Regions from separate parts of the Homo sapiens genome. Here region 1 is linked to region 2. Evidence: chromatin loops called from intact Hi-C (ENCODE). Cell type or tissue: Caco-2. All regions are shown on one strand. Links, peaks and the distances in the headings refer to the core of each region. The heading gives the core; the rest is flanking DNA. Region 1 has its middle 190 kb from the start of LINC02650. Region 2 has its middle 250 kb from the start of LINC02650.

Region 1 (15,695 bases), core at 3,484-11,483, 440 kb before region 2:
TAGCTGAGAGGCTCTGGATCTGAGTCCCTCATGGGGTTGAAGTCAGGCTTTCGGCCTGCTGGGGCTGCAGTCATCTCAACGTGAGGCTGGAGGAAGCCCTCCTTCCAAGATGGCTCAGGTGAGTGTTGGCAGGGGCCCGAGTCCCTCACTGCTGTTGCTGGAGGCCCTGGTTCCTTGTAACGTGGGCCTTCCCCTTGACCGCCTGAGGTTCTTCATGATATGACAGCTTGTTAGTTTGTTTCCTCAGAGCATGTAAGAGAGAGAGAGAGAGAGAGAAAGAGAGAGCAAGAGAGAGAGAGGCTACTAAGGGTGTAAATACGAGGAGGTGGGGATGATAAGGGGCCATTTTGGAGGCTGGCTACTATGTAGGGCTGGAGCAAAATCCAAGACATCGAGGAGTGCCCCTCCTGCAGGGCATTTGGCAAAGGAGAGGCTGAATACTGACGAGATGCCATCCACTCTGCCAAAGGGAGACTTTGCATGTAGGGGGTGAAGTCTTCTGGTGGTGACTCAGTTTCCACAGCTCCTGGGAATCTGCACAGCATCACTCCCAGGGCTCCTTGGCTGGATCCCCGTGCTCAATTTCCTTTAGTGTCACTTTCCTCAGGAGAAACCCTCAGGCTCCGGCATGGCCGCATAAGCACCCTCACTGCTTCTCCCCTCCTCCATTCTCTGACATCTTCTTAACATCAGGAAAAGTCCCATCCTTATCTCTTTTTGTCAGAACCACTCTATCTAGTTTCTTCTCTTTTTTCTCCCCTTGATACTATTTTCTAGTTCTTTTGTAAGAGATCTTGAAAGTCCATCCAGAGCCCAGTCACTAACAACCAGAGAATGAGTCACTTTTTCTCAAATCTGCCAGGATGTGAAGGGGTATACTCACGTTCAATCCTTCGGAGCATCAGGAAAAGGGACCTAGATGGACCCCCGATGATTTTCTATTCAAATAGTTTATGAACCCTCATCTGCAGTGGAGGGATGGGGGAGGCATGGGAAAAGGTGGACTTAGCCACATATCCAAGGAGCTGAAATCCAGGGCTACTATGGCATGAGGAAAGTCAGAAGCAGCTTGGGAAAATAAACCAATGAATTCAGTTGGCACATTTTGAACTGAAAGTGGGACAATGTAGCAAGCGGTTGATGCTGCTGGAGATCGTTTGGAGCAATGGCTTTGGAGATGTGTTTAGAGGCACTGGCTGTGCAACAAGCTTGGTTAACAGTTCTTATTGCTTCAACTGTACAATTCAGTGTGAGTTCTTACTACTATCAACCACCATGAAACAAGCCCTGCTCTGTGCCAAGCCCTATCTCAGGTGCAAGGCATAAAGTCAGTTCCCCCGTGAGGGGCTCTTCTCCCAGTAAGGGAGGCTGAGTTGGACACAGGCAAGGGCAATCCATCATGATAGGCATCTCGGAGTTTTGGGGATGAGAGAAAAACTGTCAGGGAAGGTTTAGAAAGACACTATCTGAGATAACCCAGAAAAGTGGACGTGGAGGTCAAGCGTAGCTTCCATTGCTGCCATTGAACCACATTTCTCAGGGCAACATCAATGGCCACTCCAATGGAAGCTAACCCTTTTATTTCCCATATGTTTTTGCTTTTCCAGCAGAACATAGGAAATGAAAACTACTGTCCCCAAAGCCCTCATAGAGCCCCACAATATATAATCCAGTGACTCAGGCTGGCAGTCTCCACCTTCCTTCTTTGACTTTCCAGCAATTCTATCATCATTGGCTCTGAATCTCTGACCCCTGCTGAATGATTGGCTCCTTCCATTTTCCTTTGATTGCTCTCTTCTTGAGTTGCCTCATCTAATTTTATCAAAAGTTTATTTCCCCTCTAAAGCATTTGTATGTTAACGAAAAAGATCTGTAAGTGAAGATAGTTTTTATTTTCTGTGTTTTGTTCTAACAGATGATTATTTTTCTTGTCTGGGCTTGAACAGAGAAAAGCATCAGCAAGGCTCTTGTTGAAAAATTCATCTTGTCGCTGGTGGCAAGAGCCACACTGCAAGAAATAATAAGCCCAGCTGCAGCCGCTGTTCGGATCACAGTAGAGGCGGCAACACCCCTTCCCCCAATTCTTCCTTTCTTTGCTTGCTCTCTGAGCAGCTCTCCATGAAGCTGCTGTGATTTACATATATTGAAATAGCCTGTAAAAAACCCCATAGGATCACCCCCACTTCCCTAACTAGCAGGGCAAAGGATCTCTCCCCCAGGTCAGAAAAATAGCATCCTCCATCATAATCTCGGCTCTGTGGTCTTTGGGGATGCTGTTGGCCATTCAGTCTCTGACAGTCATTTCTTTCTTGGTTCTTACACCAGGCATCCTTTTACCAATTTCTCCCCTTTCAACAGCCACCTAGAGACATATTAAGTTGCTTCCCAGTTTTCTCTGCCTGTGATCAATCACTCCAAACTCAAGGGAAGGACAGAGCGACAACTTCAAGCAAGACCTCCAGGGGATCTCTGCTGGAAATTGTACTTTATTTAAGACCCAGCTCTTGGGACCCTTCCCTTATGAAGTCCACCTGGTCACCAGCATATAGGTTACTGACGCCCTTATAGGCCCATATAGGTTACTGTCTTGAACGCCTCCTGATGAACACACTCATCACACTATATCTCCATGCTCTTTCGATACATTTGTCTATTCAACTAAAGAGAATCCACAGACTTGGGGCACCTTTTGGGAGCAGGGCAAGCATCTCCTTCTTTGCTTTCCCTGAGATCCAGCACCTGGCAGGGAGTTTGTACTTATTAATTATTTTTGGATAAATCAGTGAGCTCTGAAAATACTCAGAAGAATACCTTTACCACTTTCTTCTTTCTCCTGGCCTTGGCTAGAGTTTCTATAGGGAGGGTGCAATTTTGGACCATTCACTTGCTCTCTGGGCAATTGGGATTCCATTTGTAAAAGCCATCCTGACAACAGTGTGGATAGGGCCCATCAGGAACAATGTTTGGTGAGCTCAAGGCTTGCCCGTGAGCTGGGAGCCCCAGGCCCTCTCTGAGAAAAGAAAGGTTTGGGCACTTGTTAGTGTTAGTGATAGGTCAGGGGATATTAGATTTTATAGCTCCTTTAAGGATGCTTAACTTATGTTACCAGAGGGGTCATTTGCAAACCACAGCAGATCAACGAACAGTGAATTTAAGTAGCTGCAGACTTCTTAGTTGCTATCTTCCACACGGAAGAAGAGCTAAGTGTGCCTGCCCTCAGGTTATGAGGTAAGAATCTAATCAGCTAATTCAACATTGACATTCTTCCCATGGATGTCACCTGCATCCTTCTCAGCCAGCCTGGCACTAGGGACACCTGGAGTGCTAGCACTTAAAAGGAAATTCAATTTGTTTTCTCCAGTTCAGTGACTTTGAGGTTAGGGCTCTCATAAGAATTATAAAATAATTCCTAGCCTTTGGTTGTCAAACACCAAAGCTGAGATGTTAGGGAAGTTATCCTGCATAGAATCAGCATTCCTGCAGAGGACTCAGTCCCATGGGTCATTTGCTGGAAGGGATTACATGTACAAGCATGTGCTTTCTCTCAGGCATTTGAGAGTTCGTATTCTGATTGGGCTACATACTGGCCATGAGACCTTTGGCCAGGGACTTCCGCTCTCTGAGCCTTGATTTCCTCACCTAGCAAGAATAAATAATATTAATATTCACCTCAGAATGTTATTTTTTACGATTCAATGAGATACTCTATAAGTCTTAGTCCTGACACCTCATAGGCTCAAAAAAGATGATGGTGATGATGATGATGATGATGATGATGATGATGATGATGATGATAAGCTTGGAACTAGTGATGGGCCTGGAGTCAGACTCAGCTGTTAGATGCAACATGGTCTCTGGAAATATCGAATTTCCATTTCAATGCTTACTTACTTACGGTTGCATACTGACTTTTAAAAATTTTAGAAACATTTATAGGATAATATCCAATTGACATCAATATATTTACTTCCATGATGTTGCTCCACTTTCCACTTTCCCCTTTCCCCAATCTCAGGGAAGCTTTTTATATGTGAAACAACTGAGGCTCAGAGAGGCCAAGATCATTCATAATGTGGGTGAGGCAGAGTCTGGAATAAGGCTATGGTTTTTTGAGCTCAGTTCTCCTAGCTGGGCAGTTTACCACTCTTTGTTCATAAAGTAAAAGGAAAGCTCTGAAATTCCCACTGAAGTATAAATAATGGATCTCCACTAAAGGCATTATCCCTCCTACTAAAATGTTAGGCACCAGGGAGATAGGTAGGAACAAAATGCCCCCTGCCTTAGGGAAACTCCCAGGACTTTATCTAAGCTGTGAAGCTCTAAGAAAGATTAGCATCTGATCCTCAGACAGGTAGGGGGTCACAGCACTGGAGAGGATGGTGAACCATGCAGTCTAGATGGCACTGGGTGGGCCAGTTTTCTGGAGCCAAATGCGGTGATTCCTAGCATATTTGGGGTGGGAAACATGAAGAAAGATGGGCAGTGAGCACCATCACTATGGTGCTGGGATGATTCCTGCCATGGGTGTTCCCTGGGTCTCTATACGTGGTCCACATCTGCTCTGGGGATTTGACTATCAGGAGCCAGAGAGGATCAGTGTGAGGAGTCTGCTGGGCAGATGCAGAGAACAGTGGCCAATGTATGGGCTCAGAAAGATTTTCTGAACATATGTAAATGGTGGCTTTTCACACTAAACATGAGCACACACATGCAAGCTCACACTCACTCACATACACATAGATCCCCAGCTTGGCTTTCTGGGTCCTTTTTTTTTGTGAAGGGGAATTTTACTGTCCTTACCATTGTCACTGGATTTCTCAGAGCCTCCTCTTTTCAGGTATCCCAGGCATGTCCTTTGTACAGCTCCATTTGCGACCTTGAATTTCTCATGCTGTCTGTGTTCTGACTTTGCTGTGATTGTGCTTTCCACCCTGCGTGGCTGCTCTCCTACCCAACGAAGCTGCTCTCTCCCGCAACGAAGCTGCTCTCCCCCCGTCATCATCAGAGATCCCAATGGGGAGTCCACCTATTTCAGGTGCTAAAGCCACTTAAGTCCTGACTTTGGAATCAGAGGCTGCTCTCCCTCAGCACCAATCCATCTCCTGGTGGTTTCAGCTCATTTGTTATTTCTTGCAAACTAGATGGTCACAGCATGGTCTCGACTATATACTCCACCCCCCACTTATTAAGATGTTTCACAAGGAAGTACAAAAAGGTAGTGATGCATTTTAGTTAAAAAATGTGCTCAGCTGATCCATAATTCTGCTCCGAATGGAATTTCGGTCCCATTTCTCTTTCTGACTTTTGCTGATGTTGGGGCCCTGTCTTTACTATTAAGCTGCCTTTGCTGATGAAAAATTACTTTTCTTACATACTGAGGGCCAGCTTCATAGAAATGTGAGCACAGCTTTAGGCTGCAGGAAGAGCAAATCCCAAAGGACTTGGAAAAAAGAGCACTAAGTTTAAATTTCAGGCCAATTACCAGCTCTGCAAACTTGGTCAAATTAATTAGCATTCCCAAGCCTTCATTTATTAAATGAGGGTGTCAACTTTTTGATTGAGAATTAAATGTGATGGTGTATGAAATGGTCCTGGCTCTTAGTAAATGCTTGATAAAAGCCTCATCTCTTTGCTTCTTTGCTTACTACCCCCTATGATAATGCTTACATGTGTTTGGATAAAAATGTCAAACGATGGATGATGTCAGAGACTAATGGCATCATTTCTAAAACTCCAGCAGAATAATAAACAGGACCTCATCTTAGGCCTTGAAACTTCAGATCTGCTGCTAGAGTCAGACAGCAGCATTCAAATTATGTGTGCCTCAAAAAGACAAACATCACATGTTCTCACTTATTTGTGGAATCTAAAAAGTAAAACAATTGAACCCATGGATGTAGAGAGTAGAAGGTTGGTTGCCAGAGGCTGGAAAGGGTAGTGGGAGGTAAGGGAGAGGTAGGGATGGTTAATGGTACAAAAAACCAGAATGAATAAGGCCTAGTATTTGATAGCATAACAGGGTGACTATAGTCAATAAAAACTTAATTGTACATTTTAAAATAACTAAAAGAGTATAATTGGATTGTTTTTTAGCCCAGAGGATAAATGCTTGAGGGGATGGATATCCCATTTCCCATGATGTGGTTATTATGCACCGTATGCCTGTATCAAAACATCTCATGTACCCCATAAATCTGTACACCTACTATGTATCCACACAAATTAAAACAAAAGTTTAAACAACAACAAAATCAAACAAAAACAAAACCAAAAAAACCTGCGTGCCTGCTTCGTTTGAACAAGAATCCTACCAGCTGTTCCTGGGGTGATGACAGCATCTTATTTTGCGTATGGAAAGCACCTAGCATCTATCTGGCACACACAGGGAATGCCTGGTGAATATTAATTACTTTTTCTTTTGTTCAGAGCTGGCAGGAAGTGGGTCATATAGGTGTAAACTAGCCTCGAAGCAGTCGGGCTGCCTTGCGCCCCTGGGCACCTGTTGTGTGGATCCCCGGGCAGAGGCACGGTGGTATCATTAGCTGCAGTGTGAAGCTTCTTCCAGCAGATGTCGCTGTGATACAGGCGTCGCCAGCCGAACATTGCAGGACCTCAGGATCGCCCTGTGGCTGCAGAAAGCGGCAATGCAAGCTGTGACATTTGGGCACATTGTCCATAGGATGTTTACAGAGGCTGCAGTGGGCTTGAAAACAACAAGCATGGGAGTTTGAGTTATAGTAAAGGACAATGAATAAAGAGGAAGGATTTTTTTTTTCAAGAAAAAGGAAATTTTGATGTCAATGGCAGAATGGATGACTGTAAAGGAATGCTTTTAGATGGAGGAAGAGGACACACCTAATCTGAGTGAGGGTGTGGGAGGTTAGGGGAAGTTCAAATGGACATAGACGTTGGATACAAACATCCTCACTCCATATTGTCACTGACATCGTTAATAGTCTATAGTCTTTTTATGCCCCTGGAAACCCACGCTACGTTTTTCAGGGGTCTTTCCTGGATCCTTTAGAAAGGGATAAGTATAGATGTGTTTGAGTACTCCCTTTCTTTACAAGAGAAAGTCCTTTATGGGGCTTTAGAATCTGGAGAAGCTGCAGGCAGTTGCAAGATCAACTTGAATCTTAAATAGCTCTCCATGTAGGGTTTTCAACGATGTACATATATAGATGTGTCCCTTGGGGTTTTCTATTCCTGCACATCCTAGGTTTTCTAGTTGAAGTCACAAGCAGCTACTCCAAATTGTGGGTGTTGCAATTAGGGCATTTACTGATCAAGGCTACCACAGGATGTTTCTGGGGTGAGCAGCTAGAGCTGTAACCATGCAGATAGAAGTGGAGATCGTGGCTTCTGAGCTAACAGAATCCTTACCATGTTGTTTGTTCCTAGGATATGAAGGTTGTGGGTCTGTGCACTTAGCTTCTGACAGAGTAACTCACCTGACCCTTTATCACTACCAACCCAGCAACAACCCTTGGTGAGCTTATGTCATGGCTCCAGGCTGTGCTGGGCTGGGGGAGGGCCAGGCAGAGTTCCCGTGCTTAAGGAGCTTGCCATGTCTTTAGCTTCTTGAAGTGATGAGTAAATGGGTTAGAAGGTAGTTAAAAACCATTGAGGAGACCTAAGTGGAGGCTAAATGAGCTACAAGAATCACCTATGTGCTGGGGGTTGGGGAGACCTGGAAATGGTGAAAGAGATTGGAAGCAAGGTGGGGCAAGGCTTTGGCTTTGAAATATGTGTGGATTTTGTGGGTGAAAAATGAAGGGGGAAGTTTTCCCAGGTGGAGATGAATTGTATGAAAGAGGCAGGAATAAGCCTGGTGTGGGTGGGACGGTGCCTAGAGCAGCCCAGCTAGGCCACTGGGTGAGGTTTGCAGAGTGAAGTGATGCTGACATCAGGAGCAAGTAAACTGAAGATTCCCGTGGCAGATTGAAAAATAAAACAGATCCAGCAGTTACGTTTCCCGGCAGCATGGAACCACTGTGGAAATCCACGTTCTAGGAACTGGCTCCTGCTGTGTTCCTAGCAATGTCCAAGAAAGCTTTCACCAACCCATGGCCCAACCGAAACCTGACATTGCTGGTTGACCCAGTTCTCACCACCTCTGACTCCTACGATTGACTGACCTTTGACTCCAAACGGTACTAGGGGCAAAGGGTGGCAATGTGGGTTGAAATGAGAGAGGTCAAAGCAGGAAGACTGGCAGGAAGGCTCCCACAGACAGTTAGGTATAATCTGACTTGGACCTGCCTAGGAGGGTGGGAATGGCTACAACCAGATGGGGGTCTCTCCCTGAAACATTGCAAAGGGCAATTGGAGGGCTTGGGACTGGCGGGAAGAGGGGGTGAAGCAAAGAGAGGAGTCAGTGATGACTTCCTCTAGACAAGTTTTCTAGCTTTCATGCCTGAGGGCATTGTTAGGCCCCTAAAAGATACAAGGACTTTGAAAAACAGTTTAGATGTATATATTAGGGAAGATAATGAGTACAGTTTGAAACGTGGTATAATTTGAAATGGTGAGATTGAAATAATGGTAGATCACTTACGTGGACATACTAGGCATTTGAAAAGGTGACAGTGTGTCTCTAGAGGATGGAGGGGGATGGAGGGATAGAGCTCCAACCATTAAGGTGTGAGCCACCAGCCTGGCACATGGTAAAGGCAGAGGGTGGCAAGAAGGCAGATCACAGGCCATAGGCCTAGGCCTGAAGTGAAGAGCTGTGCAAGAACTTTCTGTGACCAGGATAATCTGAAAAGAGACCCCTCTCACTTCAAGATGGAATATCCCATTTTCTGCCATTTCTATATCAGTGTCTTGAACACCTATTATCAGGGGAGGAGATAAGAAAGTCATACAGCAACACTCTTGGCCCAGGAAGCACTCTGCAGCTCCTCCATGAGGAATCTGGTAGGCCCCAAATGTTCAGAGATCACCTAGTTCATCTGCCTCCACATAACAAGTGGGGAAACTGAGGCCCAGGAGTCACTGGCATGCCAATGCTGTGCGGTTAGTGAGGGAAGAGAAGACCCTTAGCCAGCCCATGAACTTCAAACTTAATGCCTGTTCCTACTCCCCCTGCAAAAACAGTGTAGAGTTCAAACATGAGCATCAGGCAGGCTTGTGTTCAAATCATGGCACCACCACTTCCTAGGTCTGAGACCTGAGGAAGGCGAGACAGCCTCTCTAAGCCTCAATTCCCTCACCTGGAAAATACAAACAATGAGATTACCAATGACATTAGATCCTATGTGGCTTGTATGAGGGGACACAACCAGGATGCTGAGCACATTGCTGCCAGAGAAGCAGTCAACATTAATTCATTAACGCTTAACTCAGGAAATAGTTATTGTACACCTATTATGCTTCTAGTATCAAGGATAAAACAGTGGGCAAAACCCATGCTACCTCTGCCTCATGGATCTTATAACCTAGAGATGACAGACATTAATTAAAAGATATGAAAAATAATTATCGACGGTATTAGGGACTATCAAGAAAAAGGCAGGGCACTCTTAGGAATGAATAGCAGGACAACCTGGTTTAGTCTAGGGTTCAGGAAAGAGCTGAATGCTGAAGCATGACCAGGAATCCCTCGTGTAGAGAGAAAGGCAGCAGAAGAGCATTCCTGCCAGCAAAAGGAGTCTGCTCAAAGGCCATGAGGTGGGATGGAGGTCCAGTGTTGCTGGATATTAGAGGCATAAAATGACTCTGGGGTGCAGTCCCTAGTTGTTAAGGTCCCCCTCTGCCTTCAGTCTCATTCCAATCTCGATTGATCCTTGCGAGGACAAGGAGACCTCCCCCTCTTATTACTGGAAGGGGGATTAATGAAGTTATTTAATACTATAGACTTAGTAGGTTGAGTGTCTTGGGGAAGATCAGGACACCCTTAGAACCCAACTGCCCTTGTCTCCAGATTGTTCAATTTTCAGCTTCTGTTTAGCATCCTCTTCCCTGCTAAGTCAGAGCCCTGTCCAAACCTTAGCCTTCCTCTACAGCTCACAGGGCTGGACCCCTACATATACCCTTGGCTTCACCTGTGGTGCCATTCCTAGTGCAGTGATCCCCCAGAATGCTGAGGCCACCTGGTAATAAGCGAGCCCCATGGGGAGAGTGGGAGTGGGGACGGTGACAATGGCCTTGACACAGGTAGGTTCTTATCAATTAAAATTGAGAGGTATGCTGTTCCAAGTTACCCAAAGACCCTCTTCCCAGGAGAGAAGCAGCCCTGTGCTCACAAAAGAAGTCACAGTCCAGTCTGGGGAACTGATAGGAATACAGTGAAAAAAGGAAACAGCAGAGTGACCACAGGCTGTACAGCCAGGAGGAAAGAAGAGGTCAGCCCGAGTTAAGTGTTTCAGAACGAAGGCTGTGAAAGGCACATGGCTGTGTGGCTCTGCTAGCCCTGATCCTGATCATTGCACTTGGCTGGGAACCCTTTGCAGCATTACTTCAGTCTCCAGGTTGAGCTTTTCTGAGAGCCAGATCTGCTGGTGGTAAAGGCTGGTTATCACTCCTTTAGACACAGTGCAGAATTGCAGGCCAAAATTATCCCTGGAGGATCTGCTCCATCTCCAGCCCATGCACTTACAGAGTCCTTTTCTTCTGCATTCGCACCCTCTGCATGCCTAGTTTGAGTTTCTCTCTGAACTTCCCAATTTCCCCTTGAAGTTTTAATGAGGAAGAAGGTTTGCTCCTGAGGATGCTGTCCTGGGAGCATCCAGGGCATGGACAACTTAGGTCCTTACAGAAGCAAATCCAGTCATGTTTTATCCTCACAGTTGTAGAGGCTAAAGCCATCCATAGGCACCAAAGAATCTCGTGGCATCTTTGGATTTGAAAGGAACACTGAAGTCTTTTGTCCTGTGCTGTACCCAGTGGATTCCAGAATTCACCTCCTTGGTGATGCTCCATATCATTTAGCGGAATAGGGAACACTAAATACAAGGAATTTTCTCACAGATATGTGTGGCATTATGTAGAATTTATTTGGAAGTTTTTGAGAAAAATGATCTTCTGAGACTCTGGAGTAGAATCTGACAAAGGAGGGTGTGGTGTGCTCCCTGATGCAGGAGGAAGGGATAGACATTTGCTGAATGTATAATAGGAACCCAGCTCAGAATTAGGCATATTACATTGATTTTTCAATGATTCTCAGAACTCTGTGGGCTAGTGGATAATGTCTCAATTTTATAGCCTATCACCCTACTTCCCCATTAAGTGGTAGAGCTAGAATCTGAAATCAAATCTGTTCAACCAAGTCTGCGGTTCTTCCACTAAATCAAGTTGCCTCGTATTTATTTATTTATGCATAGAGGCAGTGAAATCAGAAAATATTTTTCATAGGTGCTGTCTTCTGGAGTTAAAAAATAACACCCAAAAGTAACACTCCTCAAGTCCTGGGTTCTTGTCATCATTCATAAACATTCCTCGATGACAGCCGGTTGCACCTGTCACCCTCCTACCATGAGGAGGGGGAAGACGAGAATTTCTATGAAAGATTTATAGGCTGAGATCAAAGAAGCAGTCAGGGTAAAGTTCAAGCTCGTCCCCAAGGTCTCTTTTTTTTTTTTTTTTTTTTTTTTTTTTTTTTTTTTTTTTTTTTTTTTTTTGAGACGGAGTCTCGCTCTGTCGCCCAGGCCGGACTGCGGACTGCAGTGGCGCAATCTCGGCTCACTGCAAGCTCCGCTTCCCGGGTTCACGCCATTCTCCTGCCTCAGCCTCCCGAGTAGCTGGGACTACAGGCGCCCGCCACCGCCCAAGGTCTCTTTTATTCCTTATGTCAATAAATTCAGTAGCCCCACTCTGAGGTCACACTGATTTGTTTTGTGCTGTATTTTCTACCTTCTATGAGCTGGCACTGTGATAAGCACAGTGGATGTGGGGAGATGGTCCCTGCCAAGTAGCAGAAACACAGATGTAGTTGAGTCATTACAGAGCAGAGTGGTGTGTGTCTCATAGCTGGGCACATGGAGGAGGGAGTCACTGACTGGGGCAGAAGCTACTTAGGGATGGGTCTAGTTCAATGAGCCAAAATGCATTTCTGTAGGGGTGCTTGGGAATGACAGGCAGGACCTGATCTTCTGGAGCCTTGTGTGTCAGGTTATAAAGCTTGTAATTTATCCTTCAGCTGTGGGGAGCCACCGAAAGTCTGGCTTGGTCCCAACCTCTGTGTACTTCTATATCCTCACCTCTCCTCATGGGCGGGTTCTGCCCCACTTCCATTCTTTGGCATGGAGAGGACTGGCCCTGAGGGGAGGCAGGAGATTCTCAGAGCACACCTGCTGCCAGTTTAACCTGACCAGGTGTTCCTGTTGCTACAATGAAATTTCTTCCTTGGCTGGGAGTGGTGGCTCACACCCATAATTCCAGCACTTTGGGAGGCCAAGGCAGGCAGATCACCTGAGGCCAAGAGTTCGAGACTGGCTTGGTCAACATGGTGAAACTCTGCCTGTACTAAAAATACAAAAAAAAAAAAAGAGAGCCTTGCATGGTGGTAGGCACCTGGAATCCCAGCAACTTGGGAGGCTGAGGCAGGAGAATCACTTGAACCTGGGAGGCAAGGTTGCAGTGAGCTGAGATCGCACCACTATACTCCAGCCTGGGCGACCGAGTGAGACTCAGTCTCAAAAAAAGAAAAAAGAAAAGTATTTAAAAAATAGACATTTCTTCCTTAGTCGTGAAGCTCCTATTCTAATCTGCCTTAGTCTGGGAATGACTCTCTACTCCCAGGAACTAGAGGCTGGCCCCTAAACGTCAGCTCAGCGCCTCTCTGGGGCTATCATTCGGCCTGAATTCCTGGGCTCTATCTGACTTTTGAGGTGTCTCCTCTGTATCTTGTGATCTCCTTTCCACCAACCTTCCTGGCCAACTTTTTGCTTGAACCAATGGCGAATGAGTGTAAGAATTATTCCCACTCTTAATGTCTGTGCTCAACGCCTGCAGGTGGGTCAGCTCTCCAGGTCTCTACCTGCCCCAAGCCTGATAGTTGTTTACTTTTCAGCTTCATCCAGATGCTATTATGAATGATAGCCCCAGTCCTCTCCTTTCTTGGAGGTCATTAGAGAGGCCAGTTGAAGCTTAGTGTGGTTTTCAGAGGTACTAATCCTTGGTAAGACTTTTGTGATTAATCACTATTATGGATTTTTATATTCCTTGGAGAGACCCTACCAGGAATTTCACATAACATTAATATCCCAGTACCATTTGGAGTATCTCGGCCATTTGGGATATGTCTTTACAATCTTTTTTTTTTTCCATGAAGGTTATATGGTATGACTCCTGAGACCTTTAATATCAGAGACAGTTTATATGAGTATACATTTCAGACTTTAAATACTTTCACTCAAAATTCTACAAATATTGTCACTTGGTCTTTTGATCATTAGAGTTCCAGGGGCGAGTTTGTTCTTGTTATTCTGTGGAGAATAAGTTTCTAATTTATTCATCATTGATTAAATATATATTCATTGAGTCAGATCAGATTGAATTATATGAAATAGCTACTTTTACTTTTCTAGGGCAATAATTGAAACCAGCACTTCTGTATGGTTCAGCTTAATATTACATATCAGGCCCTGTGCTAGTGCAAGGAAACCCTAAAATATCAAACCGTACCTGCCCTCCAGGCACACACAGCTAGGTAGAGAAGCAGGACAATGAGCAGTTAATACAATAGAGTGTGACAGAGGCCATAAAAAAAGTAAAAACAAAACAGTGGAGGAAGGGAAGAGGGGCAGAATTAGAATCCCGGAGAAGGCAGGCTTATGTCCTTTTCTTATGCCCTACCATTACTCTATCTTCATGCATAAGCTACGAGCGTATTGATTTCCCTTTTCTTTCTTTCTCGTTTTCTTTCTTTCTTTCTTTCTTTCTTTCTTTCTTTCTTTCTTTCTTTCTTTCTTTCTTTCTCTTTCTTTCTTTCTTTCTTTCCTTCTTTCTCTCTCTCTCTTTCTTTCTCTCTCTCTCTTTCTTTTTCTTTCTCTCTCTTTCTTTCTTTCTTCTTTTTTTTTTTTTTTTTTTTTTTGGAGTTTCACTCTTGTTGCCCAGGCTGGAGTGCAATGATGTGATCTTGGCTCACTGCAGCCTCTGCCTCCTGGGTTCAAGTGATTCTCCTGCCTCAACCTCCTGAGTAGCTGGGATTACAGGTGCCCGCCACCAGACCCAGCTAATTTTTTGTATTTTTAGTAGAGACAGGTTTCACCATGTTGACCAGGCTGGTCTCGAGCTCCTGGCCTCAGGTGATTCACCTGCCTTGGCCTCTCAAAGTGCTAGGATTAGAGGTGTGAGCCACTGCGCCTAGCCTATAGATTTATTTTCTTCATCCTTGATGAGAGGAGATGAAGGAGAAGGCTGCTTCAAAAAGTAGAAAACTTGCAGTCAGAAAACTACCCTGTTTTCCTGTTCTATTGCCTTTACCTTCTAAGTCATGGGCAGCCGGGGGTGGAGAGGTCATTGTACCAACACCAAACATAAACAGGTAGGCCACAGGGTACATTTTTGAGTCTAGTCCTCTCACTTTTATATTTAGTAAACATTACTCTCATCTTCTGGCAATGTGTTGGCTCTTCCAACTTGTTCTCAGTGCATTATGGAATTTTCATGTTTTTCTGAGCTTCTTCGTAGAAGTTCGGATGGGACATTGGGGAACGCTGGTTCAGAGGCTCCTTGCCAGATGCCATTTTAAGACACAGCCAATAGATGTTAGGCTGAAGCCCAGGCTTTATGCAATTCTTTGAACACTGGATATTGGACTTTGCGCTGCCCATTCTAGTGCAACCCAGGGAGTTAGTGAGTGCTTCCAACTTTAGTTCCACTTGCTTTTGGCTTACTCCCTTTTCGCAATGTACACCTTAGTTCTCTGATTTCAGCAAGCCTATGTAGGTGATACCAACATTATTTTTCTTTCTGCCTGAACATAGACCTTTTCCAATCTTTCCTAGATTTAAACAATCTTTGCCTTCCTCTCTTGTTTTCCTATGTAGTCAGATACCTGTTTTATTTTGGAAGAAATATTTAATCTTTAATAATTAATATTTAGTTATTTGTGGGGCATGTGACTTCTTTATCAAACATATTTGAAGGGAGTCTATCAGCTTTCAGTATATATATATATATATATATTTATAAATTTTTGACAAGCAAGAATGTTATTGGAGTGCAGCCTCCTCATTAGGTGAGACATGGTTATGTATTCACACCATAAAGGTACAAGTCTGGCAGCCTGCCTGCCTTCATACTGGAGGAGCTGCCAGGACTAGGGTGTGTATAATTGCTTCAGCTACTCAGAGCCAAAACTGTCATCTCCATGACTTCCTGATGGCTGGTGATGTGCACCTGCCAACTAGTAAGCCTCAGCAGGTGCATCCAAGCTGGGTGCCAGTGCCCAGGCCCAGAGAATCTGTAAGCCAGCAGCATCTCTCCACAGGACACTTTTGAATTGGTTTGGAGTAGGAAATGGGGAAAACAAGAACTTCTGGTTTTAAAATATTTCTGGGATGCCCTATGAAATTATACTTTTATTTTCATGACTTTAAATATCTTCTATATCCTGACAACTCCCAGATTTCCATCTCAAATCCAGACCTCCCTTTTGAATTCCAGACCTGTATATCCAAATCCCTACTTGACAACTCTACTGGCATATTTAAAACAGATTTTTTAATCTCCCAATCCCACCCACAAGT
Region 2 (15,695 bases), core at 3,478-11,477:
CAGCTTCTCACATCCTGGTGAGACAGGAATAATACCGGGTGGTCAAAGGAGAATACAAGATTCCAGGCAGCAGTTTCACATGACTGAGGACTATGGGCTGATAGGACTCTGAAAAGCCAGGGTGTGGACCAAGCTGGCTAAGTAAGACCAGCTGGACTTAACATGGCACTGGATGTGACCAAAATGTCATCTAGGATCTCATTATATGCTCATTGACATAATAGATCGCACACCCACGAGTGCCATGACACCTTCAAGAACATTGGTGTAAAATGGGTGGCACCACAGTTCTGAGAAATCTCTATCTTTTTCCAGGAATTTTCATGAATATTCCACCCTTTGATTAAAGAAACCCATAAAGGTAGTGTTCCCAGACCAAACGGAGGGTCAGGCTGCTTATTCTGATGACCCAATAATGAGATGCAGATGAACTGGGAGAGAAGGGAGCTTTTATTTCTGTAACTGGTCGCAGGGAGAAGGCCTGGAAAAGGTAGCCAGACTAAAAATTACGAAGTTCTCCAGAGCTTATACACTTTCTAAGCTATGTTTACATGTAAGTGTGCATTTATCTAAAGACATAAGTGATGAACTTATTTTAATCTATAACTAAGATCTGAGTCCTGAAGGCCTTCCTCTGGAGCCTCAGTAAATGTATTTAATCTAAATGGGTCCAGGTGCTGGGTGATTACCCTTAGCTTGTCTCCTGCTAAATTATGGAAGTTTGGGGAATTCCTTCAGACCCCCAGTAAACTTGTTTGTGGAAGCCTGGGGAGTTTCTTCAGACTCCCAGTAAAACTTGTTTAATCCTAAACAGGTCCCATTGAGAATTTCTTTGTTATCTCATCATGCTTCAGGGCTCAGGAAAGGCCTAGGCAAAACTCTTGGTGGGCTTCTGTTACATTCCAGCCTTTGTAGAAGGGCACTGGCTCTATCAGCTTTTAATATTTAACTTAACCAGTCAGTCAGTGCTGGAACAGTTGTTACGGAGGCTGGCCTTAGTGAGACCTGTCCTGCCACAATAGTAGCCCCCAAACCCCCTTGCACGACTCGCTCTTGAGTACACCACTCTCTCCTCTCGAGTTCGCCTGCTTTCCCCTCTCTTGAGTGTGTACTTTGCCCTTTGCAATAAATCTCCATGCTTGCACTATTTTCTGACTCATCCTTGAATTCTTTCTCTTGATGGTGTCAGGAGCCTGGTTACTGGTTGGGGTTGAGATCCCACTGGAGTTCAAGTACCTTTCCCAGTCCACTGGTATCACTGGGTTCACTGGACTGTGGCTTCTGGAATATCTTGCTAACTATGCCAAATCTGTAGGGGAGAAGAGAAGGCTTCCCTGTCACCCTCTGAAGGTTTGCTGAAAATGAACTGACAATCAGCAGATTAACAGAAGAAAAAGGCGTACAAATTTATTTACTATCTATAAGCACAGGGGAATAACAGGAGAATCCTTACGCAATAACTTACTGAGGTCCAGATGCTTACATACCAGCCTTCAGAGGGGAAAAGGAAATGTGGCAATTTTTCGAGGTAGTAAATTATTTTCAGGAGAATTGAATGGAGGCAGAAGGCAGATATTGTCTTGTAAACAATGTCTTTGTAACCTGAATGAGCCCTAGATACAGACAATGTCTTGTGACAAAATCCATCCAGATGTGGTTACATTCCTCAGTCTTCTTTCTTCAACAGAAATGAAATTTCATCAGATGACAGCAGAAATCATTGGGAAAAAAAGATAATGAAATTTCAGAGAGGGGATGGAAGGCAATTGTATTCTCTTTGGCAGATCCAGTGTTAAAACAGATTAGGGAATATCAGAGTAAAATTTTATCCTGTGCTGGGTGGGTAGGAGATGGGAAAGACAGGAGAGGTTAGAAAATCCTTGATTCAGAGGCAGCTTCTAAGGCCTTCCTACTTTAGTTCAAAGTGTTCACCATGCTAAAGAGCCATACTTATGGAGTATCACTTGCTGAGCCCCAGCATTCTGTAACAATTGTAACTTTTCTGTTTCAAAGCCATTTTGTTACAAACACTGACATAATTTTATATAAATTTAAAATCACAAGTAATCACATTTTGGTCAACTATAAAGAAAGAATTCTCCAGGAATAATATAAGAATAACTAGACATATTTCTGATGCATTCTAATGTTAAATAGTATTTTCATAAAAACTCAAACCAAAGGCAACATAATGCAGTAGATTAATTTTCACATAGGAATGGGTAGGGCCTATTAGAAACCTAGGACAGTTTATTTACGATAGAGCCATCCTTCATGTACTGTTGAAACTTAGTGCCAAGCCTTAGAATAGAAATAAAGACAGAAAAACCCAAGTATATTAAAGGATTGTATGCGTACAGATAAATATATCTAATTTCTTGTTTTTCCCTTTCCATTTTCCATATATGATCTCTTGGTAGCAAAAAAAAAAAAATAAGACATAGAATGTTGATGATTTAATGAAAATCATTCCCCCTGTTAGTGGAGTTATTCAGGATCTCTCCAAATGCAAGTTCAGTAGCCTTATGTCCATATGAGAGCTATTACATGACTCTAGTTACGAGAACTGTTTGAAATTAGAGTGAATGGCTGAAATTCACCTATGAGGGCTGCCCTTGAGGATGCTACAGCTTTGACAGGTACAGAGACAAGGCCAAACTAAAATAGATATTATTTGTTTATTAATTTCACAATGGGTTGCAACAGAATGGGAGGGGGAAAACAATGATTGAACAGTCTGCAAATGAAGGCAATAGATTAAAAGTTAGGAGTGTGATATCCTTGCTGGGAAGGTATTCTGTTCTAAGAGAGCACTGGAGGTGAGGCAAAATGGGAAGACCTGAGATCAAATAAGGCCTGGGTGATGTGAAAGGAAAATAAATCTCAGTACCCCAGATTCCCTAAGCCAAAGGGAAAAGTCAAGCTGGGAACTGGGTCACCCAAACCTGCATCCAGTTTTGTTCCTAATAAAATAGCTACAAAGATAAAAAAGCTACATACTTCCCTCACAATTTGCTCACAAGGAAATTCCTTGTAGGCCCCCAAGATCTTTCCCCTAAAATTGTTCTGTTAAATTTCACTCTGACAATGTAAATTGACAACTTATCTTCATAGTTATGGGGCAGAGGACAGAACTAAGTCATTCCTCCACTCACCTGAGACAAATGCATATCTAACTGCTTCCTCTACCCTATATTTATTTTATCTTACATAAAAATGCAGATTCCCTGAGCAAGAGACAATTACATAAGTGACTATTCCTCTACTCTCTTTCACATGTAAAATGTGGATTCAGCAAAGACTGAGCAGACTCAAAGAAATGCAACCACTTGCCTCTTTTATCTACTCTCCTTTTTTTTCCCTCTTTCCCTTAATACCCACTTTTTTCCTTTAAATATTAAAGTACCAGAAAACACAGATGTTTTCTGTGGTCTGTGTTCCTGTTATCCTGTGCTCATCCTTAACCTTGGCAAATAAACCTCTAACATGACTGAGACTCGCTGCAGTAATTTTCTTTGATTTACATTGGTCAGATGCTCATTCCATCAACCTTTGTTAGATTCTGAATAGTCACTTTACAAGGGTCATAAGGACATAGGCTGTATTGCTACTGATGGGGTTCAGAAAATGTTTCTCCACATATGACTGTAAGAGACCAGTATATGCACCCCCAATTCACCTCTATGGCACCTCAGACACAGAAGCACCTCTGAAAGTTTATCCATTTATAAGAAAAATTTACATCTATAAAGAGATCTCCTTTTGTAAAAAGTGTTTCCCACTTTGTACCAGGAAGAGAAGACCAACTAAATCACTAGAGACTTTAGTTAAAAGAAGGGGTATATACTTAAATCTGCATAACAGACCTTATCCTTGTTTTACAGTTAAAGGGCCTGTCCCCACGCCCCTCTTTCTTTGATTTTGAGAATGATTATATTTAAGCCTGAAGTCTGAGGACAACTTTTTGAGATCTTTAGCGATCTCAAACTTTTTGTTTGAGTTGTCAAACTTTTTGACAACTTTAGAGGTTTACTGATTTCTCTGAGTTCTCTCTCATGTATACTGTCAGTCCTCTGAGCCCAAGCCTGCATGTATACATCCAGATGGCCTGAGGCAACTGAAGAACCACAAAAGAAGTGAAAATGGCTGGTTCCTGCCTTAACTGATGACATTACCTTGTGAAATTCCTTCTCCTGGACAATGATTCTCAGAAGCTCCCCATTGGAGCACCTTGTGACCCCCGCCCCTGGCTGCCAGAGAACAACCCCCTTTGACTGCAATTTTCCGCTACCTGCCCAAATCCTATAAAACTGTCTCACCCCTATCTCCCTTAGCTGACTCCTTTTTTGGACTCAGCCTGCCTGCACCCAGGTGAGTAAAAGCTTTATTGCTCACACAAAGCCTGTTTGGTGGTCTTTTCACGTGGATGCGTGTGACATATTCAGGAGCTGTACCTGTTATTAAACTTATGTTTGCTTTTCTGCTGTTAATCTGTCTTCTGTTGCAGGAGTCCTGATACCAGTGGAGAATTCAAATGGGATCCTTGGTCCTTGATTCTTCTTGGAAGAAAGAATTCAGCTAAGAGACAAAAGTAGATTTTAAAACAGATGTGAAAGTTTTTTGAACAAAGCAAAGTACACTTGGAAAGGACCAATGGGCAACTTGAAAGATCAGGGGCCCCACCTGATCTTTGACTCAGGGCTCTTACAGATTTACTATTTCCTGTTTTTTCCCTGGTCTCCTCCTCTCATCCTCCCCCTTGAGTGGGCTGCTGGCTAATCACCATATGCACAGTGACTTGCCAGTGTCTGGGAAGGGTCACATATGCTTTCTGGTGGTTGAAGTTACACACATGTTCTCTTAGGACAATTGTTCCTTACCAGTCTAGTGCTTCTAGAGGAGGGTCATATACCAGTCAAACCCCACCATTTTTTCCCTTACTGCACATACCTATACATGTTCATTTTTAAAAATTCTTATTGGGAATTTCTTGCCCACAGGCTCAAAACATTTCTCCCTGTCATCAGCCACAACCACTTATCATTCCTGAGGACACCACTGGACAATTGCCTGACAGTTACCTCATGGTTGCCTGACATTCTTTGGGGCCCTATCCTGCCCTGCTCATATCTTCCTATCTAAGTACTCTAACAGTCACAGCTAAAAATTCATAAAGGGTGGAGAAGAAACTCATTTTTCACCTCTACGGGACTGTCTGCAGAGTTCAGAGCAATTGAAGGTGTTGGTACTGGAAGTGACAGGCCAATTCACTTCCTTGCTCTCTCATCCTTGGCTTCTTATCATTAGGCTGGTGTCAGTAATACCCGCCCAGCCTCCATCATAAGGCAAGGACCTGCTGATGAGAGACAATCTCTACATTTTGTAGGGCAGGTTCACTTTATAAGAGAAGTAGTTATTTAAATAGCTGAAAGGACAATCTGAGCTTCATTTTCCCCACATATCACAACCATATTTGTTTTATCTGCTACCTTTCAAATGGATCAACACTGTTCCAATACCCAAAATACAGCAATACCCAACATACAGCATTTTAATATGCTAAACCAAAGAAGCCTCAAGGTCTCTCTGACCTCCCCCTAAACTATCTCTCCCATAGAGGTTGAGTTCCTTTATCTGCCTAAGATCCAGACCTAGCAAAGAAAACAATTATTTTTTCTTGCCCTCCTTATTTCATTATTTACTGCAGAAAAGAAGACCAAGAATATAACCATATCTGAACAGAGTTCTTTACATGTATAATGACTTTCTCCAAGGGTCATTTAAATTCCAAAGAGAACAATTTACAAGTTAATCTCTGTTCCCTGATCCAATCAGTCTCCCTAGTAATCATTTATTGCTCCTCAATAGAATTCCTCTCCTCCCCCATCTCATATTTTCTTCTACCAGAATCCAAGCCCCATTCTTTCTGTAACCTCAAGGTGGTTACAAGCTTCTGTACCTCATTGGGATGTTGGGTCTTCATTCTAAGGGTTCCTGGGTACACACATTAAATAAATTTGTATGCTTTTTCTCCTATTAATCAATCTGCCTTATGTCAGAGATTTCCAGTGAACCTCCATGGGGCACAACAGCAAACACTTCAGGTTGAAAAGATAAAAACTTCTCTTGAAGAAAAAAGAAAACTGAAGCAAATGGGAAATTCGTTTAGGCTTATAGAACATGAGCAACCTGAAAACTGCATGTGGGTGTTATTTTGGGACAAAAGTTTACAAACATTCTCTTTGTGAACACAGTTGTCAAGAGCATTCCTTTGAGCAGGAATCAAGGTGGAGAGAGAAAAATATTAGTGTCTTGGTCATAGCCCATGCTAGTGATTATTTAGCCTTATATTCTATGTGCTTCATTTTTTTTTTTCTGTTCTCATTCCTTTGTCTTAATCATGCTTTTCTTTTTTCTTGAGATGTAGGAAGCCAGATGATGAGGATGGAGTTTAATTTTCTGGGTCAGTGGAACTGCTGGCTTAGCATGTCTTCTGTGTGTCTTCCTCATTTTCTATCTTCCTGGTATAGGGACTGGAGGAGTTCATCCTACTGGAGGCTGCATTGTTGGAAAGCTCTCAGTGGCTCCATTTGTTACCAGGAGGCTGTTAGAGATCAGCCACTGCCGTAAAAATAACAGACAGAAAGCATTTGTGATGTCCTCTGACAGCTGCTGAGTGGTTGCCTCAGGCAGCGGGGCTGTGGCTGTGCATTTCTCCAAAGTTGGACTGCACAAGCATCTGATTTGAGGTAACTAGGGAGGGGGCAGAATCCTTTCTCAAGTGCAGGCACAATTAAGTTTCCACACACCAACTACCCACGTCTCGCAGGTAAAAATTTCAGTTGTGATAATGAGGATATGTGATGATGCGATTATCCTAATGTGAAAAGTTCAATGCAGAAATGCCAAGTGCCTTGACGATTGGGCTCACCTGTGTTTATGACAGTGTTGATAAACTGAGTCAGGAAGTTCTGTTTATTTATTGTTTTCAGAGAAGCTTATCAGTCCTCTGCTTCACAAATCTCTGAGGAGTAAAGGTGGCTTAAGAACAGAAATGAAAAATTAGAAAACAGTAAAATAGGCCACATGGACTTTGAAATAGGAAGAGCTTTATGTTGGAGGACAAAGCTGTTAGAGGAAATCGCAAATTAATTAATCTGAAGTGTCAAATGCTGAATTTATTCCAACTCCTAGGTGTAGGAATTGAGAAACCTAGTGTAATAAATTGCAGTTAGTCCTTAAATAAAATGAAGGATTATTTGTGATATGGGGGAGAGTGAAATTTAGATTTTATGTAATGAAAAAAAAGATTCTAGTCCTATTCTCATTAGAAAAGCAAGTGGGTTGAATTCTGATTGTGGATGGTAAGGATTTAGTTTCTGCTTTTTCAGCTGCTTGTATACAGATGGATAGCATATTTCATGAGATAGTGGGAGTTACAGCTTTCTCCCAGGTGCAGGTGGTGTGATTTTTTTTTTTCGAAGTTAATTAAATATCTATAGCTGGAAGCATTGATGGTGTTTACATGTTCATGCACCTTATAGTTGACCTGGACCAAATATTGTTTATAATAATAGGTAAAGAAAAGGAGGTTTATCTTCAATAAACATTAAGTTAAATCTAGCCTATTAAAAGTCTTTAATAGATATGTTTCATTAAACCGTGTGAAATCATGAATAAAGTGGAAAGGACTGTGGTAGAATTTTTGAAACTGCCTTTGCAAAATTATGACAGTAAGAGAAATCTGACATAGTTGATTCCATTTTGCTTCTAGCCTCCAAGTTGTCCTTGGTCATTCCCAGGGGTAGGCCAAGCTAACTTTGGGAGAAATTTAGTTTATAGTTTAACTTGAAAGCAAGGATGATATTAGGGTTTTTTGTTTTTTGTTTTGAGATGGAATCTTGCTCTGTCACCCAGGCTGGAGTGCGGTGGTGTGATCGCAGCTCACTGCAAAATCTGCCTTCCTGGTTCAAGTGATTCTCCTGCCTCAACCTCCCGAGTAGCTGGAATCACAGGCATCTTCCACAATGCCTGGCTAATTTTTTTAATTTTTAGTAGAGACAGGGTTTCATCATGTTGGCCAGGCTGGTCTCAAACTCATGACCTCAAGTGATCTGCCTGCCTTGGCCTCCTAAAGTGCTGGAATTATAGGTGTGAGCCACCCTGACCAGCCATGGATGATAATAGTTATTCCCAAAACCACCTTTGTAAAACTAAAGAAAGGCCACAAGGTTAGAATTATGAGAGGGATCAGCCATTGTTCTGGAGGCCACAGGATTTGTAACATCACTCACAATTACTCCTGTAGATAACATCAGTATTATAGAACCTAAGATTGACCTTTTGAGATGTCTTTTCAGACTTTTGCATTTCTGAGACTAGCTAGCTCCACCTGGACTCCTGATTCATGATTCAGCTGGTCCTGTGGCCCCACCCAGAGGCCGACCTGGCACCTGTGGACCATTTTCCATACCCCTATGATGGCATCCCCAGCCAATCAGCAGCAACCATTTTCTAGTCCCCTCTGCCTACCAAACTATTCTTGAAAACTCTAACCTCGAAGCCTTCAGGGAAATTGATTTGTAATAACTCCATCTCCTACATGGCTGGCCTCTCATCAATTAAACTCCTTCTTTACTGCAATGCTGCGGTCTCAGTGAATTGATTTTGTATGTGCAGGGAGCAGGACAAACCTGTCAGGTAATTCCATTTTGAATGCTTCATTGGTTTTTGTTGAGGAACAGAGGGTGACTGGAAATGTGTAAGGGTATTTTGCTGTTTTGTTTGCTTGTTTGTTTTGGTTATTTTTGTTGTTGTTTTTTGAGACAGAGTCTTGCTCTGTTGCCCAGGCTGGTGTGCAATGGTGTGATCTTGGCTCACTGCAACCTCTGCCTCCCAGGTTCAAGCGATTCTCCTGCCTCAGCCTCCTGAGTAGCTAGGATTACAGGCACATGCCACCACACCTAGGTAATTTTTGTATTTTTAGTAGAGACGGGGTTTCACCATGTTGGCCAGGCTGGTCTCGACTTCCAACCTCAAGTGATTTGCGTTCCTTGGCCTCTCAAAGTGCTGGGACTACAGGTGTGAGCCATCAGGAACAGCCTTTTGCTGTTCTTTCTTTGTCTGTTTCGGAATGTTACAATGACTGATTTGTTATTGGCATTTAATGGGCAGCTTTTAGAGAATAAGCCTTCTATATGTTCAGGACAGCCCTACATAATGAATTTTACCACCTCAGTGTCAATAGTGCTCCACTGAGAAATACTGGGCAATTTAAGAAAAGTTCACAAGCCAAAGAAGTTCCTGAAATGCTCTTTTTGATCAGATCATAATAGATTATGGCCCAAAGACCCAAATGGAAAATTATTGGATTGAAAAGGTAAAACAGCTTTTTCATGTAGGGCTTTAAGAGCCCATGTTGAGGGAAAGGAAGAACATCTAATGAATATCCACTGGACATATGTTGGGTGCCTTCTTCACATTGGATAGTTTTACCTTTTCAACAATTTTGTGAGCAAGGGGAGTTTACCCATTTTTACAGACAAGAAAACTGAATCCAGAAAAGAGAATAACTTGCCCAAAAGCACAGAACTAGTAAGTAGCACATCCCAAGGTGATGAGAAAACATGGCCTAAGGGCAGAGTTCTAGGCACTTTCCACCCCTTTTCACCCAGGGAAGCTCACTTAACATACTACATGTCTAAGTCAGTTTCATTTAAAGAAGTAAAAAGGGAACGCCAAAGCTAAAAGCTTACTGGACCATGTTGTCTTGACTATGTGAACTAGCTTTGAAGTAGGGTTGTTTTTCCAATGGGAAAGTTATCAAAGCATTTTGACAATTTATACCCCCATGAGGGGAATCTTGTTACCATGAAATTATTCTTTGTGATTCTGTTTTCACAATAAGCCAAGGTCTTTTTAATTCTCCTTTTTTGTTAGTTTGTTAATGTTGGTCAACACCAAACACTAAGAGAACACTGTAGTTTTTATTCCAATCCTATAAACATAGTTACTGAAGAATTAGAAATGATTAGCCTCACAGCCATCAGAAAATGCACTTTTAAACAGTGAGAACTGATTCTGAAAGCCAGAAACTCTTATGAACAGCCCTTTACTATAATTGGCTTTTGTGCAACAAATGGAATATGTTCCTCAGGGGTTTGTAGAGAAATGAAATAAATTGAATATAAACTAGATTACCATTCCTTGAAGTACTATTAAGCACTTTGTGTAGTCTAGTATTTCAGAGATATTTTCCAACATCATGGCCTTTCCCATGCCTCATTCGTGTGTTGTTTTTCTTATTAAAATAAGGTAAACAGATCATCGAAGAACATCAGAGAGCCCTAACTTAAGTATTCACATTACTGATTCAACTTTACACTAAATGTAACATTACATTTGCTTCTTTAGCTGATGGATGTAAGCCATTAGTTTATATTAATGTAACTTTCAGAATGACTCTTTAATCTTACAGTTTTAAGGCATTCTAATCCATTTTTACCATATACATCATCAATAATGTTTGCATGGGTATTACTCTTTCTTATGAACAATTTATATGTACAATCTGATGATTCATAGTACCATTATTAATGACCAGGCATTCAATTGTCTTATTAACAAAAACAAAATATCACAGATGTACCAAAAAAAGAAAAAGTAGAGGATCAGGGAAGGAGACAGAAGATATAAAGGAAGGGGATATAGAAAGAGCATGTCACTCAAGTGATTTTGTAATTTTTTGTGTTATTTCAAGTGAAGTGTGTACTTTGTTATACCAATAAATATGTCCTCTGACTTGAACTTGACAGTGGTGGTCAGAGAAATTTATCTCAACACTTACCCCATTTACTCCTCAACGCCCACTCATGACAGGCATCCTTCCTGACAGGTACACCTTTACACTTCTCCCTCATAACCAGGAAAGCACTTAAGTGAGATTATACAGCACACTTTATTTTTCAACTTGGTCTGCTTTCTTGTGAAAATTTCTCTTCATATCAGTATAGGTAATTCATTTTCATCCTTTTACATTACTGTATGATATCCCTCAGGCTGTACCTGATTTTATAGAGATATTCTCTTTCCAATAAAAATTTGAGTGATTTCAGTTCTTCACAATTAAAATAATTCCACAATAGGTATCCTAGTAAATATATCTTTGTGTACATGTCAAAATTAATGAAGGATCTAATTTTTGGAAATAAGTCCCATGCCGCACTCCAGACCTTCTCTTTCAAAATCTACATCTTAACAAGAAATCCCAGTGACTCAGATTAAAGTTTAAGTAGCAATTGTCATAAAAAATTATATGTATAATTAAATACCAATATTTACTTTCAACATGAATATTATCAATCACTTTTTAATTTTGTTCAGGCTGATATTGTCTTATTTTAATGTTCACTTACTTGATTGCAAATAGGTTGAGCATCTTTCTTCATATTTGTTAGCAATTTGTTTTACTCCTTGAATAGAAGATTCATTTACTTTTCTTTTTATTTCTATTTGTTTTGTCTTTACATTTTTCTTTATGGTATAGAAATTCTGGATCGTGTCTAACAGGTTATACATATTTTTTTCCAGCTGACTGCTTAATTTTATTAATTTTGTTGAAATATCTTTTTTTCTGAAAAATTTTGAAATTAAAATTTCAAGCACAATTAATTTATCAGACTTTTTTTATGGTTTCTGGATTTTGTTTCTCAATTCAGATGGCCCATTGTGTCACAGTAATTATAAGTTTGGGTTTATTATACAACTATTTTTAATATTTCTGAAAGTTAGTTTTTTTAATTTTGTGAATTATCCCACTATATTTTTTCCAAATGTTTATCCAGTTGTTCCCAAGCATTTATTGAAAAATCTGTTCACTTATCTACGGAAAAATCCTCCTCTGTCTTGTACTGAATCCTCTTATATGGGTCTATTTCTGTATTCTGCTTCTGTTCCACTGATCAATTGCCCTTTTTATATTTTTATAATCATGTAGTAAGTTTTGATATATAATATGGAAAATCTCTATATATGTTTAATTTTTGTTTCATGGCAAAATTAAAACATTATTTACTTTCAGATAGACTTTTTAATTAGTCTAGTTTTATCAAATAATATTTTTGAAAGATTGGAATGATAATGAATATAACAATAAATTTAGAGGGATGAATTATATTCTTTTTTAATCTACATAAATATATAATAGCATTGGTTTTATTAAATCCATGCACATATCAATTTTAGTTACTATAAATGTAAAATGATAAACATAAAAATGTAAATGAATAAATAAAATCACTATGCTCTTCTTATTTAAATGTAAACTTTGTTAATATCTGCTTTTTTCTTAGAATATTGTTTTTTAAAGATGTCTATAATTTTATTTATAAATTTATGTATGATATGTTTTGGAAGCAGAGGAAAGTGTAGATAAAATTAAATATTATGTCATGCAGTACACCTCCCAGTGACTTCCAATTTTAACACTTAAAAAATATATATACACACACATATATATACATATATATATAATTACATATATACACACAAAAAACATATATATACATTCATAACCTCTAGAAATACATAAAATGAACTTCTAAAATACATAACATGAGGATAATTCATCCAATGCACAATTGCAAAGGATATGCTTATTGAAGTTCTAAAGGAAGAAACACATATTCCTAATAAAAATTTGAAAATTTATTTTATGTACTCTTGTTCAGATAATAACAAATAAAAACCAAATGGAGCTGCCAGCATTCTTTATGTTTTTTTTCTTTAGGCAGGAGCAAAGCTTATTTACTTTCATATATTTATACAATCATTATGTTGAAATGAAATATATATAAAAATAGTGCAGACCATAAGTATACAGCTTTTAATAATTATAAAGTGGACACACATGTAACTAGCCCCTAATTCAAAAAGTAGCACTCTAGAAGTCTTCTTGATAGCTGTCTTTCAGTCACAACCTTCCCTAAATTCTTTGCCAGTATTTATATTACCTTATTTGCCTTTTTTTCTCCTAGTATAGAAATTTTAAAAATAAATCATGGATATAATCCCTTTGTACTTTAAATGTGTACATCCACTTTGTAACTTGCCTTTTCATTCCCTTAATGATGTTTTTGCCAAAGTAACATTTTTGAATTTTTAAAGTAATTTTTAAGTAATAAAGTTCTTCTATTTTTTCTTAAAAGTATTATTAGATTACCTTTTATGCTTAGTTCTACAATCCAACTACAGTTTATTTGTACTTGTGGTGTAAAGTAGGGATAAAGAATTTTTTTTCTTTCTCATAAGAATGGCCAATTAACCAAACACCAGGTTTTGAAAACTGCAGCCTTGCCTCATTACAGCTAAGTTTCAGGTAACAATAGCTGAATTCTATTCTGCTCCATTGGCCTATTTGTCTTTTCTTGTCCATTTTCATGCTGTCTTTGTCACTATAGGTTTATAAGTATCTTGATATTAGTAGTAATGTACATTCTCTGAACTTCTTCTTTCAATTTGATTATTTAAACTATTTTAGAACCTTACAGATTTAAAAATCAATTGTCAATTTTGACTTTAAAAATCTGCTAAGATTTTATTCTAATTATGTTGGATTTATAAATAAAGTTGAGGAGAATTGAGACCTTTACAGTATTCGACTTTCCTACTATAAAAATGGTATATTTCTGAAGATGGCATGAGCAACATGGCAGAACAGAAGCCTCCTGACATCTACACATGGATCAGTTATCTCCAAGAGAAAGCCAGAGTGTAGTTGAAAGACTCCTACAAACTAAATGACTGAGAACATATCCACATCAAAACGGGTGGGAAAGACTGGGATTCATTCATGTACTAATGCCACACTGAGCACAGAGCCTTTCAATCAGGGAAGAATTCCCAGCTCTTTCAGCCAGAGAGAGAAGACTAGAAAAAATAACTAATCCTTTGGTGCAAAGACATAGATGCACATCCATAAGAAAAAAATAGTAAACAGGCAACCATGATCTCCCCAAACAAAACAAGAAACCAATAACTGACCCGAACAAGACAATATGTGAGTGCTCTAATCAACAATTCAAAATAGTAATTTTAAGGAAACTCAATGATCTTCAAGATAACACAGAAAAGCAATTCAGAAATTTATCATGGAAGTTTAGCAAAGAGATGGAGATAATAAACAAAATCAAACAGACATCTTAGAACTCAGAAATACATTTGCTGAAGTGAAAAATTCATTAGTGCCTCTCAAGAAGAGTATGAATCAACCAGAGAAAAGAATCACTGACCTCAAGGACAGTCTAATTGAAAATACACAGAGGAGCAAAAAAAGAAATCAAAAGCAAGAAAATTGTTTATGAGATACCAAAAATTACCTCAAAAGACCAAATCTAAGAATTACTCATGTTCAAGAGGGAGTTGAGCAAGGGCAGGGAACAGAGAGTTATTCAAATGAATAATAACGGATAATGTCTCAAAAACTGGGAAAGATATAAATGTCCAGTACAGGAAGATCAGAGAACACATGACAAATTTTATCCAAATAGGACAACATCGAGACATATAATAATCAAACCTTGTAGGTCAAAGATAAAGAGAGAATCATAAAAGCAGCAAGATAAAATAAGCAAATATCATAAGACTTCTCAATGGAAAGCACACAGGAGGGAGTAGAATAACATTTTCAAAATACTTAAAGGAAAAACAAAACAAAACCCCCAAATACCTGTCATTCAAGAATACTGTATCCAGGAAAGTTACTCTTCTAATATGAAGGAGAGATAAAGTATTTCCCAGAAAAACAAAGGCTGATACCACCAGATTGGTGTAACTAGAAATGCTAAAGGGAGTTCTTCAATCTGAAAGAAGAAAACACTCATGTGCAAAACCAAAAAAAATTGAAGGTATAAAATCCACTGGTAAATTAAGTATATGGACAAACCCAGAGTACCCTAATACTATAATTGTGATGTGCAATTCACTCATAGACTTAGTATAAAACACAAAACACAAATCTATCAAAAACAGTAACAGCTACAACAACCTGTTAAGAGATAGGTAACATAAAATATGGAAAGGAAATACTTAAAAGTCAAAATGTTGGAGGGATGGAGTTAAAGTACAGAAGTTTTCTTCTTTTGTTTGTTTCTATTCTTTTCTTTGTGACCTAAGAGAAGTTTTCATCTCTTTAAAATAACATTATATATTAATATGTTTCTTGTAAGCTTCATAGTAACCACAATACCAAAACCTGTAATAGGCTCACTGGCAACAAACAGCAATTAATTAAAACATACTACCAGATAAAATCACTTACCAACAAAGGAAGACAGTAAGAAAGGAATAAAGAAAAAGAGGAGTTGCAAAACAAACAGAAACCAGCAACGAAATGGCAGCAGTAGACCCTTACTTATTAATAACAAAACTGAATGTAAATAGCCTTCAATTAAAAGGAATAGAATACCTGAATGGATAATGAAACAAGAACTAACTATATGCTGCCTGTAAGAAATCTATGTCACTCATATAGACTGAAAGTGAAGGGGTGAAAAATGATATTCCTTGCAATTATAAACCCAAAATGATGAGGAGTAGCTATATTTATATTAGATAAAATAAACTACAAATCAAACACTTAAAGGAGTCAAAGGTCACTATGTAATGTTAAAGGAGTCAATTCGAAAGAGGATTAATAA

Evidence for each region. A loop is a pair of places that touch in the nucleus more often than their neighbours do. Peaks named below come from ENCODE experiments on the same cell type or tissue, not always from the same donor. Only the 100,000 strongest peaks of a DNase experiment are listed, where the experiment ranks them.
Region 1: it touches region 2 in a loop (20-fold over the local background); 3 of 110 quality-filtered maps call a loop at or near these places.

The regions. Positions count from the first base shown.
Region 1 is chr10:83,862,548-83,878,242 of GRCh38, reverse strand. No RefSeq gene overlaps it. Among named protein-coding and RNA genes, the nearest start is that of LINC02650, 190 kb to the right of the region's middle. In Caco-2, for the core only: a CTCF peak has its summit at 6,564 (motif pointing right); a DNase peak (open chromatin) is centred at 6,562.
Region 2 is chr10:83,418,255-83,433,949 of GRCh38, reverse strand. No RefSeq gene overlaps it. Among named protein-coding and RNA genes, the nearest start is that of LINC02650, 250 kb to the left of the region's middle. In Caco-2, for the core only: no CTCF peak of the experiment used is centred there; no DNase peak of the experiment used is centred there.